Regions from separate parts of the Homo sapiens genome. Here region 1 is linked to region 2. A link is an interaction called in ENCODE POLR2A ChIA-PET data of the cell type or tissue named here. Cell type or tissue: PC-9. All regions are shown on one strand. Each heading gives the region's core, and the rest is flanking DNA. Links, peaks and the distances in the headings are about the cores only.

What was found. ChIA-PET counts read pairs that join two places held together with the same protein. Peaks named below come from ENCODE experiments on the same cell type or tissue, not always from the same donor. Only the 100,000 strongest peaks of a DNase experiment are listed, where the experiment ranks them.
Region 1: POLR2A ChIA-PET joins it to region 2 with 6 read pairs; 6 of 35 experiments call an interaction of 5 or more read pairs at or near these places.

The regions. Positions count from the first base shown.
Region 1 is chr15:33,297,035-33,299,949 of GRCh38, reverse strand. No RefSeq gene overlaps it. Among named protein-coding and RNA genes, the nearest start is that of RYR3-DT, 12 kb to the left of the region's middle. In PC-9, for the core only: no CTCF peak of the experiment used is centred there; a DNase peak (open chromatin) is centred at 1,119; H3K27ac peaks cover 737 bases.
Region 2 is chr15:33,240,769-33,243,683 of GRCh38, reverse strand. It overlaps the pseudogene TMCO5B. Among named protein-coding and RNA genes, the nearest start is that of FMN1, 48 kb to the right of the region's middle. In PC-9, for the core only: a CTCF peak has its summit at 845 (motif pointing left); a DNase peak (open chromatin) is centred at 1,313; H3K27ac peaks cover 2,103 bases.

The sequences.
Region 1 (2,915 bases), core at 173-2,672, 56 kb before region 2:
CAGCCTGGGCGACAGAGCGAGACTCTGTCTCAAAAAACAAACAAACAAAAAAGAAATCTCCCTAAGGGTTCTCAGCTAAACTGGGATTTAAACCCTAGTCTATCTAATTTTAAAGCCAAACCAAATCACTATGCTTTAATGTCTCCAGTTCAAGCAGAGAAGAAAAAAACACTCTTTTAATTACTTTAGATTTGAGATAGTCAAATTAGATCCTACAGATTGATCCAAAGCACTTGTATTTAGAGGTTGATTATTCTTCCTCATTATCAACACAGCTATGGATACTACTTCTAAGGCTACACAGCAACTGCTGCAAGCTTATGGAGAGCAGTTTGGGAAGGGACAAATGAGAATAGATTGAAATCCACTTGAGTGACGGCTTCCCTGCCTTGGTCAACAGACGGTACATTTATGGCATTCTTGGATCTCTAGAAGTAGAAGAATTCCTTGAACTCTGAGTTCAGGCCCATTTCTGCCAAATTGCAAGGCTTATTTAGCTATTACTTAACATTCCATCTGTTACCTTTTGGCAGGTTTTTAAAAAATCAAATATACTCATTACCTGAAGCTTCCTCTCGTCATAACAGATGTGTTAATGATATCATTGAGGCATTCATTCATTCATTCATTCATTCCTAAAAAGACAGCTTAGAAAGTAGAGAGGGTAAGCCGGGCGCGGTGGCTCACGCCTGTAGTCCCAGCACTTTGGGAGGCAGAGGCGGGCGGATCACGAGGTCAAGAGATCGAGACCATCCTGGCTAACATGGTGAAACCCCGTCTCTACTAAAAATACAAAAAATTAGCCAGGTGTGGTGGCGGGCGCCTGTAGTCCCAGCTACTCGGGATGCTGAGGCAGGAGAATGGCGTGAACCCCGGAGGCGGAGCTTGCAGTGAGCCAAGATCGCGCCACTGCACTCCTGCCTGGGCGACAGAGGGAGACTCCGTCTCAAAAAAGAAAGAAAGAAAGAAAAGTAGAGAGGGTGAAATATTAGCCTTGATGTACAGTTAAGGGAAGAGACATGACCAATAATGACCCTTCAGTTTGGTCTGACACCTCCATTCCCTGCAGCCCAGTCAGAATCCCTTGAGGCAAAAGCACTGCAAGATTCTGGAGTAGATCAATGACAGGGCAGGTGCAGTCTCTGCTCAGCATTCCATTTAAGTGATTCCTCGCCAGTCTCTGAGGCCAGACGTCCTGTCTATTTTTTTTAGTAGGTAACTCCCTGACCAGGCACTGAAAATCCTTGGGTAAAAATCACAAAGTGATAAAAAGAACAAATGGGAAAAGATATCTGTGGAAGATATTTTCCAAATACTTTGGAAATCTTTTTGAATATTCTGGGCTCAGCAAGGCACTGGGCTCTCAGGGGCCATCTATGTACGAGGACATTGCCATTCCAAGATTAGAATTGCATGAAGCTAGCAGAAGCTTGGGAAGCTGATGTTGAAAATTTAAGACTAAATCCCTAAGAGGCAGCATTTATTCTTAATTGCCCAGCAGTAACATTGTGCTTTTCTCTAGAAGGATATACACGGTGATCTTTCTCTGAACTTTGAATGATAATAGTAGAGCAGTATCTGTAGTAGTAGTAGTATTAAGTTAACATTTCCTGTGTGCCAGGCACTATTCTGGTTACATGTATTAAGTCATTTAGTCCAATAGCCCTATGCGGTCAGTATTATTATTACTGTCCACGTTTTACAAATGAGTTAACTGAGGCACAGAACTCAAGTCATTTGCCATCCTTGGTTCCTTATCACATGGGCCGCTCCATAAGGTGACTTACAACATAGCAGCTTGCTTCACTAAAACAAGTACATGGGAAGATTCAGACAGACAGAGAGTGAAAGCAAGATGCAAACCTAATTGCAGAAGTGATATCACATCACTCTGCCATATTGTATTCATAAGAAGCAAATCATTAGCCTCAGCCCACACTAACAGTGATGAGATAACACAAAGGGCATGAATATCAAGAGGTGGAGTTCACTGGGACCATCCTAAAGGATTCCTTCCGCACGGTCTGACGACAGAGCTCGAGACCTTGACCAAAAGAAGAGACAGGTCACATTTTCCCTAGGCAAACTTGCAAGAACCAAACCTGTCTCAACAGAGAGTGCAGGAATGGGGAAGCTGTATCCCAGAGGCCAGCTCCAGCTAGGATTTAAAGTTAGTAAGTTTCCAGTCACTTGAGCTCCAAGAGTTATATTTTCCTACCTGGCAAACTCAGACAGCGATTCCATTCAGCACCAAGAATAAGGAAAATGAAGAGTTATGAATAATGATTATTTCTCGAATTCCTAATTTAAAGTTAGTGATAAGAGCAGTTAGACTCCGGAACAGTCACCCTTTCCTCTCTGTTCCTGTCCCTGGGCCTCACCCCTCTCTAATTTTGCATGTCTCTCTGTGGCAGTTTCCAGGCTTTCCTTGTCTCTCTTCCTTCCATTCCCCACCTCTTGACCAGCTTTCTCTTTCTATCTTACTGCTCTGTATTTTTCTTTTCATTTTTTAGTCCCTAGGTGTTGAATTTTTTTAATTTATAAAACATTTTAGGGAAGGAGAAGTTGAAAAATTTACAATAAAGTAATGCACTCGTCAGTTTTATGTCTCATCTTGGCTAAGCTATGATCTCCAGTTATTCAACCAAGCACTAATCCAGGCATGTCGTGAAAGCATCTTGTAGATGTGATTAATATCTACTATCAGTCAATTTAAGGTAAAGGAGATTATCCTGGATAATCTGGGTGGGCCTGATCTAATTAGTTGAAACTGAGGTTTCTCTGCAGAAGCAGATATTTTGCCTGAAGGCTGCAACATCGTCTCCTGCCCAGGAGTTTCCAGCTTGCCCTTCTTGACAGCTAACTGGCCCTACAGATTTGTACATGCCTAGCCTCCCTGTTGCATAATTTCTTGC
Region 2 (2,915 bases), core at 124-2,623:
CACATAGTAGATGCCCAATAAATATATATTGAATGAATGACTACACTGGACACCCAATAGTGGGGAAAACCCCTATTAGGAAGCTCTCTGCATACTTATGTGGTGAGTGTGGCAATTTAACTGAGCCCACTATACAAGAGCTCCACTGTCTTATGTATTTCTCAGAAAAAGAGAAACCAGGTTTCTCTCTCTCTTTTTTTTTTTTTTTTTTTTTTGAGATGGAGTCTCTCTCCATCACCCAGGCTGGAGTGCAGTGGTAAGATCTCGGCTCACTGCAACCTCTGCTTCCCGGGAGTTAAAGCAGTTCTCCTGCCTCAGCCTCCTGAGTAGCTGGGACTACAGGCACACGCCACGATACCTGGCTAATTTTTGTATTTTCAGTAGAGATGGGGTTTTACCACATTGGCCAGAGTTCACCATGTTGGCCAGGGTGGTCTTGAATTCCTGACCTCAAGCAATCTGCCTGCCTTGGTCTCCCAAAGTGCTGGGATTACAGGCGTGAGTCACTACGCCTGGCCCAGGTTTCTCTTTTATTTTCTGTGTGATTCAGGGGACATGCCAGTGCACCCTATGAAATATGAGTGGGAGGAAGAGGCTTGTGAGCTTTGGTCAGTAGGCCTGGAGGAAGGAGGATGGCTGGGTTCACTGAATGGGCACTGGCCTACTGAGGCGTAAATGTCAGCTCTGCCACTTTAAACTTTAACAAGTTACATACTCAACTTCTCTGCGCCTTTGTTTCCTCATTTGTAAAATGGAGAGGGGAGGGGGTAATAACAAGTGCCCACCCTAAATTGTTATCAGATGTCTTCAACATGATAGCCATTAGTGTCATGCCCTCTGCTGGTCTGGATATGGTAATTACCCACTTCCCTTCCATAAAAGAATGCTAGTAACTTTCTGCCGTCACTCATTGTCTTCCACAGGCAAGACTACAGAAGTCAACAGAGTCCTGTGCAAAGCAAGAGGAGGAACTGGCCAAGGCAGAGGCAATGTCTCTTCCACTGAGGGTCTGCCCGGGATAGAATGGGAGAGAATCCCAAGGGTCTTAGAAACAGATCTGCTTGAGGCATAGGAGGGGGAGGTACAAAAACATCTTGCAAATGAATTTCTGATTCTTATGCATTCTTATGCAGCTGAAGGGAAAGAAAACTTCTATTAAAAATACTGCTTTTACCATTTCTTACATCTCTGTGTCAAATACCATTGTTGAATTCCAAACCAAAGTGCCTTGACACGTCCCCTGGTATTTCACATGAGAGGCAGATGACAACTTGGGCAAAATATTTCCTTTGCTTAAAACCAGACCCTGTGCCTAATGATGAGATCACCTCTTTGTGATGTGACTGTTTTTCCTTCAAGTCAGGAGTTGCTAGGTAACCAGCCAAGTGCCAGTGCACCAGGTAGGGCCCCAGGGAGGAGACTGGGCTTGGTTCTGATTTAACTCATGAGGTTTGTTAATTTTCTTTCTTTTTAGATAGAGAGTGACTACCAATCTGTGTCTGACCTCTGTAAGGACCAGGTCTACTACATAAAGGTGCAACCCATGTGGAGGAAAAGTCCGAGTAGAGGCAGAATATCTCCAAGGCCATGGGTTCCTTGGTTTTTCATTAGGCTAGAATGTGTCACTAGGGAAAATGCTCTGTATACAACAGCAACAAGAAGACGGATGTATGTTAAGGATTTACTTTGTGCCAAGTACTGTGCTAAGCACTCAGCCTATAGTATTTTTCTCAATCAATTTGTTCAATAATTCTATGAGCGTGACAGTTATGATCAAGGGGACAATGAGGTTTCAGGAAGTTAGAATGCAGCTAGTAACAGGGAACACAGCTAGTAAACGTCAGAGCTGGGATTTGAATACAAGCAGGGACCTGAATGGGAGGGAGCTCTTTTTGTTCATACACATCCATTCCGGTCACTAATATCTTTGAATTTTTTATTAGAACCCCTCCCCCACTGGTGTGTGCATACTGATGAGTATATTGTTTGGAAAATAATTAGCAGAATGTTTTTATCAATGACATCATGATGAGATATGGAAATTTTCCATTTATGACTTTGTTTATTTTTTAACTTCATGGAAAGAAATACCAGGAAGTTCTGAGGAAGATGAAAGAGGAAAAGGAGACGCTGCTTCTTGAAAAACAAATGTAAGCTTAGAAAAATGGCCTCCCTGACAGACTGCAGTAGCAGTCCGGCAGTCCAGGCGGCCTTTGAAGGGCGGGGTGCTTCTCAGCACAGTGTGTGTCACTGTGTAAATGGCCTCCAACAAGTCATCTCTTTCAGCCTCCGCTCCATGGTTCAGACTGGAAAACCAACAGCATTCAGGCTTTCCTCTTGCCTTCCTCAGCAACTGGTGTTTTAAAAGCCTCTTTTTGGCCAGGCGCGGTGGCTCATGCCTATAATCCCAGCACTTTGAGAGGCCGAGGCGGGTGGATCACCTGAGGTCAGGAGATCGAGACCATCCTGGCCAACATGGTGAAACCCCGTCTCTACTAAAAAAAAACAAAAATGAGCAAGGCATGGTGGCGGCCGCCTGTAATCCTAGCTACTTGGGAGGCTGAGGCATGAGAATCCCTTGAACCCAGGAGGTGGAAGTTGCAGTGAGCCAAGATCAGGCCACTGCACTCCAGCCTAGGCAACAGAGTGAGATTTTGTCTCAAAAAAAAAAAATCTCTTTTTAATGTTCTTCTCTTTGTTGTTGTTATTGTTGTTGTTTGTTTGAGACAGAGTTTCACTCTTGTCGCCCAGGCTGGAGTAGAATGGTCTGATCTCAGTTAACTGCAACCTCCACCTCCCAGGTTCAAGCGATCCTCCTGCCTCAGCCTCCCAAGTAGCTGGGATTACAGGCATGTGCCACTGCGCCCAGCTAATTTTTGTATTTTTAGTAGAGACAGGTTTTCACCATGTTAGCC